Regions from separate parts of the Homo sapiens genome. Here region 1 is linked to region 2. The links are chromatin loops, found by intact Hi-C in ENCODE. Cell type or tissue: ovary. All regions are shown on one strand.

Region 1 (5,000 bases), 730 kb before region 2:
TCTGGCAATTTATAAAATGCTGTGAGACTATGGAAGACTGCTTGCCAATGGAGGAGGAGGAACGAATAGGATGTTAACTGAGACTGCGAAGTTTGAGCTAAATCTTGAAGGAAGAGAAGGAATTCACCAGACTTACAAGTAAGAAACAGGATTCCAGACAAAGAGAAAAGTATCTGCTAAGGTGTGTAAGAGTGTGTTTTACACTTGATAAGTCATTTAGTATATCTGTAGACATAGGATGCTTGTAAGGAGAGTCACAGGAAATGAGGTCAGGAAGTCAAAATAGTAATATCTACTCTATTGTCAAGTAGTTACATTTCTTACTATGTGCCAGGCACTGGGCCAAGCAATTCTTATGCATTGTATCATGTAATCTTCAAAACAACAGTAAGAGGTAGGTACTACCATTATCTCTATTTTATGAATAAGGGAACTTGAATTTGGTGAGGATAAGTGACTCACTCATGATCATACAACTATTAGGTCATGAAGTTGGATTTGAAATCCAGTTCTTTCTGACTCCAGAAACCATCCACTTACTTGTTGTTAGTTCCACCTTACGTATTACAAGGGTATTTGTTGTGCCCTAATCATTTCAGGTTCCCAAATACAATAAGAGAATGTCATAAAGATTTTCAGGGCTATGGTAAAATGAGGAAAATAAGGACTACATAGTGATTTTTTCCATAAAGTTGTATCATTATTCAATATAAGAGACTTTATTCCTAACTTGTGTTCTTCCTATTTTCTGACATCAAAATTCTTTTTTTGTTTGTGAAATCACGTAGCTAGAAGGTGGTAGTGATCTTAAAAATGTTCTGGTCAAAACTGAAAATTGTCAATCCCATGATACTGTTCCAAACCTATAAATCATTGCTCTAGGCCATGAAGCTATGCTGCCTTACTAAAGATTGTGTAAGCCATGGTACAGCATTTAAATTTATGCTACAAGCAATGAGAGGTCATTTAAGTATTTTTAGCAGTAAAATTACAAAATTTGCATTCTAGAGGGATTATTCTTTTATTAGCATTGAGGATGTATTGGAGGAGGATGAAAGATAGGGAGATTAACTGGAAGATGATCATGGCAATCCGACAAAGAGGTGATGAGAACTTTGAACTAAGGCAAGAGGAGAGAGAAGGAATGGTTTTAAGGGATTTTGAAGAGGTAAAGTCAGTGGGTTTTGTGACCAATGAAATGCTAGTTGTGCAAGAGAGATAGAATCTAGGACCATTCCCAAGTTTCCAATCCACAACACATTGAAGGGTGGAATAATTCCTAAGATTTTGTATACATGAAGAAGACTGGGCTGGTGAAGGGAAAGATTGATGAGTTTGGTTCAGATTTTTTTTTTTTTTTTTGAGATAGAGCCTCGCTCTGCTTTTGTTGTTGTTGTTGTTGTTTTTTGTTTGTTTTGTTTTTTGTTTTTTGTTTTTGAGACGGAGCCTGGCTCTGTTGCCCAGGCTGGAGTGCAGTGGCATGATCTTGGCTCACTGCAAGCTCCGCCTCCTGAGTACAAGCAATTCTCCTGCCTCAGCCTCCCGAGTAGCTGGGATTACAGGCGCATGCCACCACATCCGGCTGATTTTTGTATTTTTAGTAGAGACATGGTTTCACCATATTGGCCAGGCTGGTCTCGAACTCCTGGCCTCAGGTGATCCACCCGTCTCAGCCTCCCAAAATGCTGGGATTACAGGCTTTGACTTCAAGGACAATCAGATGAATATGATTTTAAAATATTGATTTCTATCTCACCAAGCTTCTGGGGACAAAAAGATTATCTTTCATGTAGTCATGAAACTTGACATAAGTTTGTTTATTTATTTATTTTGAGTTTTTTTTTGAGACAGGGTCTCATTCTGTGGCCCAAGCTGGAGTACAGTGGATGATCACAGCTCACTGTAGCCTCAACCTCCCAGGCTCAAGCAATCCTTTCATCTCAACCTCCTGAGTAGCTGGGACCACAGGCGTGTGCCACCATGCCCAGCAGTCTCCCTATGTTGCACAGGATGGTCTCGAACTCCTGGGCTCAAGCAATCCTCCCACCTCAGCCTCCCAAAGTATTGGGATTACAGGTATGAGCCACCGCGCCCAGTTGAGATAGGTTTAAATAGTCAAGGCCTAAAAAACAGACTTTGCTTCATGAAGTAAAAAATTGTAATAAGTGCACAAAATTAATCTTAGGCATGGATATGGAGCTCCATCACATGACTACTATTATATTGTGATCCTTGTCACACTTTATTTTTAAGATGACTCAGAGAAACAGTGAACTGGCGAAATGTTTGGAAGGCTAGTAGGTTATTTTGGCCCTGTCAGAAAGACCAAAATAATGGTTATAAAGTACTTTTTGAGATCTTCAAATGAAAGATGCCCAGAAAAAGACATTATTAATGTTGACTATGAAGATGTAGAGACAGGTATCTTTAGTTATTTGAAAAAGCTTATAAATAAAAGACAATGACTTAGTGACTTGAAAACAGAAATATCTGGCCTTACTTCTGATTTTCTATATGAATCATAACAAATCAAATGCACCCTTTAAAAATATGAACACTTGGGGTGACCACAGCTTCCTGAAGACAGAAATGAATTTAACACAATAACCATCTCTGGACAGTGAAATTCACATTCCGCACCACCACCAGCCCAATTAAAGGGAAAGAATTTCGACTTGACAATCTGCCCTTCAGTATCTCAGACCCAGGCTGAGGGCAGATCTAGTGACCTCCTCCTGAATAAAAAGGGGAAGGGGATTGGGCAGTAAATTCTGTCCTGGCGAACATCAGCCTGGCAGTAAATCGGAATCCTCTCTGTGCCCTCTTTATTATCACATTCACAGCATGAAGTTATGAGCTTCCTCACAGCTCCTGCTATAAAAATGTGATGGATGGTAGGGAAACCTCAGGGAGTTAATCTATTCTTCCATTAAATTTTACTTTAATTGGTCTGTGAGTCAATCAGAAACTCACTAGACAGTGAATTAAGAAAGAAAAGAGTGAAATAGAAAAAGCTTTCTTTTGCAGTTACTATATTATAATGCAGAATTATTCTTCCATTGAAAGAAAACTGAGACCATTGGTCCATACAAATAATCCCTGGCTCTGTAAAGAAAATGAGAGAAAAACAGGCAACCATGAATCCTACTCACTGGTGACATTAACACATATGACATTACACATACTCACACGTATCTCACCAAGGAAAAGCAGGCTTCTCAGACCCCCTCCACCCCCACCAACAGTAATTAGAATGAGAGAGAGAGAGAGAGAGACAGAGAGAGAGAGAGAGAGAGAGAGAGAATGAACTTGAATCATGGCCTCTAAGAAAATTAATACAAAGAAAAATAAGCTGTTGAGAACCTCTATCATCAGTAACATAACTCTATAGGTACAAAAGAAGGTAGATGTTAAAGACCAAAGGTGGATCAGCTGAAATGTTCATGGATTCAGTTAGTAAAATGTTTGTGCAGTATTTAAGGCCATAATGGGCTCTGATAAAGATTCTCAGAATCTAATAATGGCCTCTCTGGACTTCTTGTCTAATTAGTGGAATAAGGAGCGAGCCAGCTTGGAATTGAGCATTGCTAGATATGAGGGAGAAGGGAAAAAAAAAAGCCAAAGCTGCAAGAAAAATAAACCAGAGTAAAGGAGAAGAAAAACAAGAGCAGCCAGTGCTTTCAGAACTGCTCCTGAGCTGACAACTGAAGTTTATGCCTTGAAATATATGATAATAAGATTTTATGGGAGTGAGCCCCAGGGACCCAAATGTCTCTCTGTAAACAACGGACCTCAGGGAAAAGCCAAGGTTTGAGTAATGTACTCAGTCTCCACTCATGATAAAAAAATAAAAAAAAGCAAAAAAGCAGTGAAGACAGGAAATAACTCCTTTTATTCTAACTGTAGAACCCTGAGTTGCAGCAAATGCCCTCTGAGGGCAAAGACAATCGACAACCAGTATAGAAATACAGTTGTCCCATATTCAGACAAGGGATTTAAACCTCAGCAGCCTCAAAAACCTGAGGTTGTATGAGAAGAACCTAGTAAAGTGCTGCCTGTCCACCCTTCACACATGGGCAATATATGTCCAGAAACCAAATGGTTTATTGTGCAGTGTTGTTCCAGTGGAATTACTGGAGGGACATCAGAATGACCTAATCCTTGAAGCATGTGCCAGTTATCCCAGTGCTGCAAAGAGTTAAACCTGAAAGTGCTGCCTGTTCCCACTCGTTCACAATCCAGATTACCTAGAAAGATATTACCAGCTGAACTCCACACATAGTATGATGGCTTCCTTTGAAGACTTGGGTCAGGTAAAGCTCAAAGTTAGCCTTAAGCAACTACTAAACGATGAAAGTCCCTAGTGTACTCTGAGACTAAATCAGGTTGCCTTTAAAATTCTTCATCTTCAAAGACAACAGCTCTATCCTCTTTTTATAAATGTGAGGCCATGAGACAGCAAAGTGCTATTTCTACTGGCATTAGTTCCACCTTATATATTAAAAAGATATTTGTTGTGCCCTAATCACTCTGGGTCCAAGATCATAAGGGACCTTGTTTCTTGGTGGGAGGCTATAGTGTGAAAAGGTTACTTAGTCATCACTAGCCTCTAGCAATGCTGGAACACCACACATGGGGCTCCTCAAACAGGAAGTCAAAGCCAGTTCTGACCCCTGGATGAACTCTGCATTTTCGGGCAAGAGGCCTGATGAATCTCCAGGGACAGTGCTGCCCTGTGTCTCTGTGTCCATATGTATGTGTTTACTCCTCTGTGTGCATGTGTGGAGGTGGGTGGTACTGAAGGGAAGCAGGGTGTGAAGGTTCTGGATAATTATGAAAATTAGATCTTTTACAGCAGGCTTCAAGCTCAATTTGGGCTGACAGCTCATGAACAGATCATCTGAAGTCTTAATAGGCCAATGCTAGTTCAATAGTTGTATGGTTAAATCATGCACATTTGTGCCTCAGCTGACACAAAAAGCAGACCCAGATGCCTCACA
Region 2 (5,000 bases):
GCTCATGCTCTGCCTATCAGCTCCAGGTCCTAATAAAGGCCACCTTCCTTTCCAGGTGAACACCCTAGCCTAGGAGCAGATCCAGCATGAAATTAAGTGTGCGTGTGGGATGAGAGGTACCTGGACTAGCAGGGTCACTTACCTCTGCCTCCTGGAAACCTCCTCTGCATACCCACCCATTCTCCACCATCTAGAAAAACTCCTCCCTTAGCAAGCTCTCCAAATTCCATCTCCCAGCTACCAATGGGCAGAGATTAGACGTCGATTCAGATTTGACCTCCAAGGGAGATGTGAGGGCTGCTTGTGATCTTGTTTTCTGCTGAGCAACACAGTTAATGAGCTCAGAAGGGCTTGTGTTCAAATCTGCCTCCTGCCTGGAGGCAACAGTATCCAAGAAAAGTGGACAACATTCCCTGGGAACCCTGAGTCTGGGGCCAAATTGGAGTCAAGGAAGGCTCTGTGATGGGCTCTAGCAGCCATGAGCCCCTGCCTTGTACTCTGTGGATTTGTTTTGGGGGTGGGCTGCTCTGAAGGCCAATGTACTTCATTTTGTTTATTAATTTAGAGACGGAGTCTCACTCTGTCTCCTAAGCTGGAGTGCAGTGACACGATCTCAGCTCACTGCAACCTCCACCTCCGGTTCAAACAATTCTCCCGCCTCAGCCTCCCGAGTAGCTGGGATTACAGGCAAGAACCACCATGCCCGACTAATTTTTGTACTTTTAGTAGAGATGGGGTTTCACCATGTTGGCCAGGCTGGTCTTGAGCTCCTGACTTCAAGTGATCCGCCCGCTTCGGCCTCACAAAGTGCTGGGATTACAGGCGTGAGCCACCGTGACTGGCCAAGCAAGTGTACTTTAAGTCCCCACCCCACCCCCTTCTCTGCAGCCTCATCCCCATTTCTCTTTGATCTTTGGCCCTCATGCCCTGCAGTGCACAGACAAGAGAGAATATGTCCTGGACCCTGTAGGCAGGGAAGAGCAGGGCAGGCAGGAACAGGGAATGTGGGGAGGGCCCCCAAGCCTAGAGCTCCTGCTCAAGTCTGCAAGTTCCACACTCCCCAGAAGCAGCAGAATATGCGAGGAGGGCCAGGGGAGATCAGAGATGAAGCCAAACTCCTAGGGGGTTCCACAGCTCCCCCAAAAGGCATATTGGGAGGCAGGAAATTGAAAAGATGACCCTGGGAAGTTTCTGAGGATTGGAAGAGCCTGCTGGACTTGATCAAAATCATTTAATAAATCCAACTGGCAGTTAAGCCAGCCTGTCCACACCATAAGGAGAAGCGCCCTGGTGTGCAGAGTTCTGTGCAGGTTTGGGGTTGGGGGTGGGGAGGAGGAGGCTCTGGAATTAGCAGAGCCTCCCTCTTCCCATTTCACTATGGAGAATTGCTAGCATGTGAGGGGTCAGAGAGGACACAGGGGATGGGGGTCAGGAGGACACCCCAACTAGCCCAACACCCACACAAGTTGAAAGAGTGTGTGGGGGCCCGGCACAGTGGCTCACGCCTGTAATCCCAGCACTTTGGGAGGCCGAGGAGGGCAGATCACAAGGTCAGGAGTTTGAGACCAGCCTGGCCAATAAGTGCCGATAGTCCCCACTACTTGGGAGGCTGAGGCAGAAGAATCACTTGAACCCAGGAGGCAGAAGTCGCAGTGAGCTGAGATCACTCCACTGCACTCCAGCCTGGGAGACAGAGCGAGACTCCATCCCCCGCCAAAAAAAAGAAAGAGTGTGTTGGGTTGGGTTGGGGGGTTTCTGAGGTGTTACAGGAGTTAGGTAATCAGGGGAGTGAGATTCAGAGAAGGGGTGATGGGCAGTGCCATCGCAAGAGAACCCTGGGTCCCATTTCCCAGCCCTTCCTGGGTTCTGACTGGGCCCTCAGGAATGAGAACTGTAACAGCAGAAGAGCATCTGGGGTTTGCTTGCTCTTCCAGTCCCCACTGGTGACTCACCGCCACCCCCACCACCATCCCCATCCCCCTCGCTGGCGCAGACATTCTGGCCCAGCTCTGCAGCCAGGTCAGGGTGACTCAGAGGGCTGGCTGCTGCCTCCCCGCCGTGGACCCTGCTTTTGAAGTTCACTTAGTCTTCAAACTCACAGCTGACTGAGAAAGCCGACTTCCCTCTCTGGCTTCTCTCACACCAGTCAACAGATTTCTTCTTAGGCAGAGGAGGAAACAAGAGGTGACTTGATGCCCAACAACTTTGCCAAGTCCTCCGGTCTATCCTGATGCTTAGAGGGACTATCTCCAGCTTTTCCCCACAGTCACATCACACACACAGTCATGCTCCCAAACATTTTTGCCGACAGCATTTCCCTTAGGTCCTGATAGATACTTTCCAGAGGGGTCTTCAAGAAGAATATATGGCCGGGCACAGTGGTTCCCGCCTGTAATCCCAGCACTTTGGGAGGCCTGGGCGAACGGATCACTTGAGGTCATGAATTTGAGACCAGCCCAGCCAACATGGTGAAATACCATCTCCACTAAAAATACAAAAATTAGCTAGGTATGGTGGCAGGCGCCTGTAATCCCAGCTGCTTGGGAGGCTGAGACAGGAGAATCACTTGAACCCAGTGGGCAGAGGAGGTTGCAGTGAGCCGAGATCGTGCCACTGCCCTCCAGCCTGGATGACAGAGTGAAAGTACGTCTCAAAAAAAAAAAAAAAAAAAAAAAAAAAAAAAGAATATGCTATCTATAGCCTTTATGGCCATCTGCTACAAGCAGTTTGAAGCAGTTTGGAAGTCCTCTCCCAGTTCTAACCCCAATCCCTCTTGCTGTTTTCAAAGGCTTTTGTTTGTCGGGAAAAGAGCTCAAGCTCTTAGTAGTTGCTGCCTAATCCGTGGGAGGAGGGCTGCAGTGAAGAGTTGGAATGGGAGAAGATGGCTACAAGGTCCTCACTTCCAAGGAGTCCTGCTGGAGGGAAAAAATTGATTGTGTATTTAGGATAAAAGGCCAAAGGGGGCCAGGCACGATGGCTCACGCCTGTAATCCCAGCACTTTGGGAGGCCAAGGCGGCCGGATCACGAGGTCAGGAGTTTGAGACCAGCCTGGCCAACATAGTGAAACCCTGTCTCTAGTAAAAATTCAAAAAATTAGCTGGGCATGGTGGTGCACGCCTGTAGTCCCAGCTACTTGGGAGGCTGAGGCCGGAGAATCACTTGCATCCGGGAGGTGGAGGTTGTGGTGAGCTGAGATCACGCCACTTCACTCCAGCCTGGGCAACAGAACGAGACTCTGTCTAAAAAGAAAAAAGAAAAAAAGAAAAAGAAAAAGAAAAGGGCTGGGCCTCCCTGAAAGAGCAGAATTCCTGAGCTCCTCTGTTTTTCTGCTAGGGGTACATCCCAGAGAAAGGAAGACAGTGGTGAGAAGGGAGGGTTTTCTCTTCCTTTTCCTTGTGTGGGGGCATGAAGGATGGAGCAGTTTCCAGAGTCCCCAGTGGAACCTCCCCTACCCTTGCGCCCCCTCCTGCCCCTGGTATCCGAGTCCTGCAATGGGTGAGTGTGTGGGTGGGGCTTCTGCAACTTCGGAAAACATATACCTCCTTAATTAGATTAAGGAGCAGCTTGGTGGGCAGAGAGAGAGGATTAGACTGGAGTTCAAGCCCCAGCTCCACCTGTCCCCACTACCAAGGTTATGTTTGGCTTTGGGCAAAGCTCTTAACCACTCTGAGGCTTAACTCACTTGCCCATTTCTAAACTGGACATAAGAACAAAACTTTCCCAGCTTACCTTACTGTTAACTTGAAGGTATCCTGCTAGTGTTGGCTGGCAGTATTCTCTGCAATGATCTCCCCTGCATCACTCTATGCTGAAAATCATCATTATTTTTTAAATTATTGATTTTTATTTTTAATTTAGGGTCTTCTCACTCTGTCACCCAGGCTAGAGTGTAGTGGCACAATCACAGCTCACTGGCCGGGCATGGTGGCTCATGCCTGTAATTCTAGCACTTTGGGAGGCCAAGGTGGGAGGAACACTTGAGGTCAGGAGTTCGAGACCAGCCAGGCCAACATGGTGAAATCCCATTTCTACTAAAATTACAAAAATTAGCCAGGTGTGGTGGCACACACCTGTAATCCCAGCTACTCAGGAGGCTGAGACAGGAGAATCGCCTGAATCCGGGAGGTGGAGGTTGCAGCGAGCCTAGATTGTGCCATTGCCCTCCAGCCTGGGGGACAAGAGCAAAACTCCGTCTCAAAAAATAAAAAATAAAAAATAAATCACAGCTCACTGTAGCCTGACCTCCTCCAACTCCTGAGTAGTTGGGATTACAGGCATGCACAACCATGCCTGGCTAATTTTATTTTATTTTGTTATTATTATTTTTTTGAGACAGAGTCTCCCTCTGTCACCAGGCTGGAGTGCAGTGGCGCGATCTCGGCTCACCGCAACCTCCGCTCCTGGGTTCAAGAGATTCTCCTGCCTCAGCCTCCTGAGCAGCTGGACTACAGGTGAGTGCCACCTTGCCCAGGTAATTTTTGTATTTTTAGTAGAGACAGGGTTTCAGCATGTTGTTCAGGATGGTCTCGATCTCTTGACCTTGTGATCCACCCGCCTCAGCCTCCCAAAGTGCTGGAATTACAGGCATGAGCCACCATGCCCGGTCATTTATTTTTTAAGTACAGATCTTGCTATGTTGCCCCAGGCTGGTTTTGACCTCCTGGGCTCAAGTAATCCTCCTGCCTTGGCTTCCCAAAGTGCTGAGACTAGAGGTGTGAGCCACTGTGCTTGGGCTATGGAGAAAATTAAATACAGTGAATTAAGAAAGCCAGGCTGGGCCTGGTGCGGTGGCTCACGCCTGTAATCCCGGCACTTTGGGAGGCCAAGGCGGGTGGATCACGTGGTCAGGAGATCGAGACCATCCTGGCCAACATGGTGAAACCCTGTCTCTACTAAAAATACAAAAAAATTAGTTGGGTGTGTTGGCATGTGCCTGTAGTCCCAGCTACTCGGGAGGCTGAGGCAGGATAATTGTTTGAACCCTGGAGGCGGAGGTTTC

Evidence for each region. Hi-C counts contacts between places; a loop is a spot of excess contacts. Peaks named below come from ENCODE experiments on the same cell type or tissue, not always from the same donor. Only the 100,000 strongest peaks of a DNase experiment are listed, where the experiment ranks them.
Region 1: a loop joins it to region 2, with 31 times the contacts of the local background. A loop is called at or near these places in 2 of 110 quality-filtered maps.

Annotation. Positions count from the first base shown.
Region 1 is chr17:48,236,575-48,241,574 of GRCh38, forward strand. The region is part of intron 4 of SKAP1 (src kinase associated phosphoprotein 1); the gene reads right to left. Among named protein-coding and RNA genes, the nearest start is that of SKAP1-AS2, 55 kb to the right of the region's middle. In ovary, no CTCF peak of the experiment used is centred here; no DNase peak of the experiment used is centred here.
Region 2 is chr17:48,970,540-48,975,539 of GRCh38, forward strand. No RefSeq gene overlaps it. Among named protein-coding and RNA genes, the nearest start is that of GIP, 4.4 kb to the left of the region's middle. In ovary, no CTCF peak of the experiment used is centred here; a DNase peak (open chromatin) is centred at 2,012.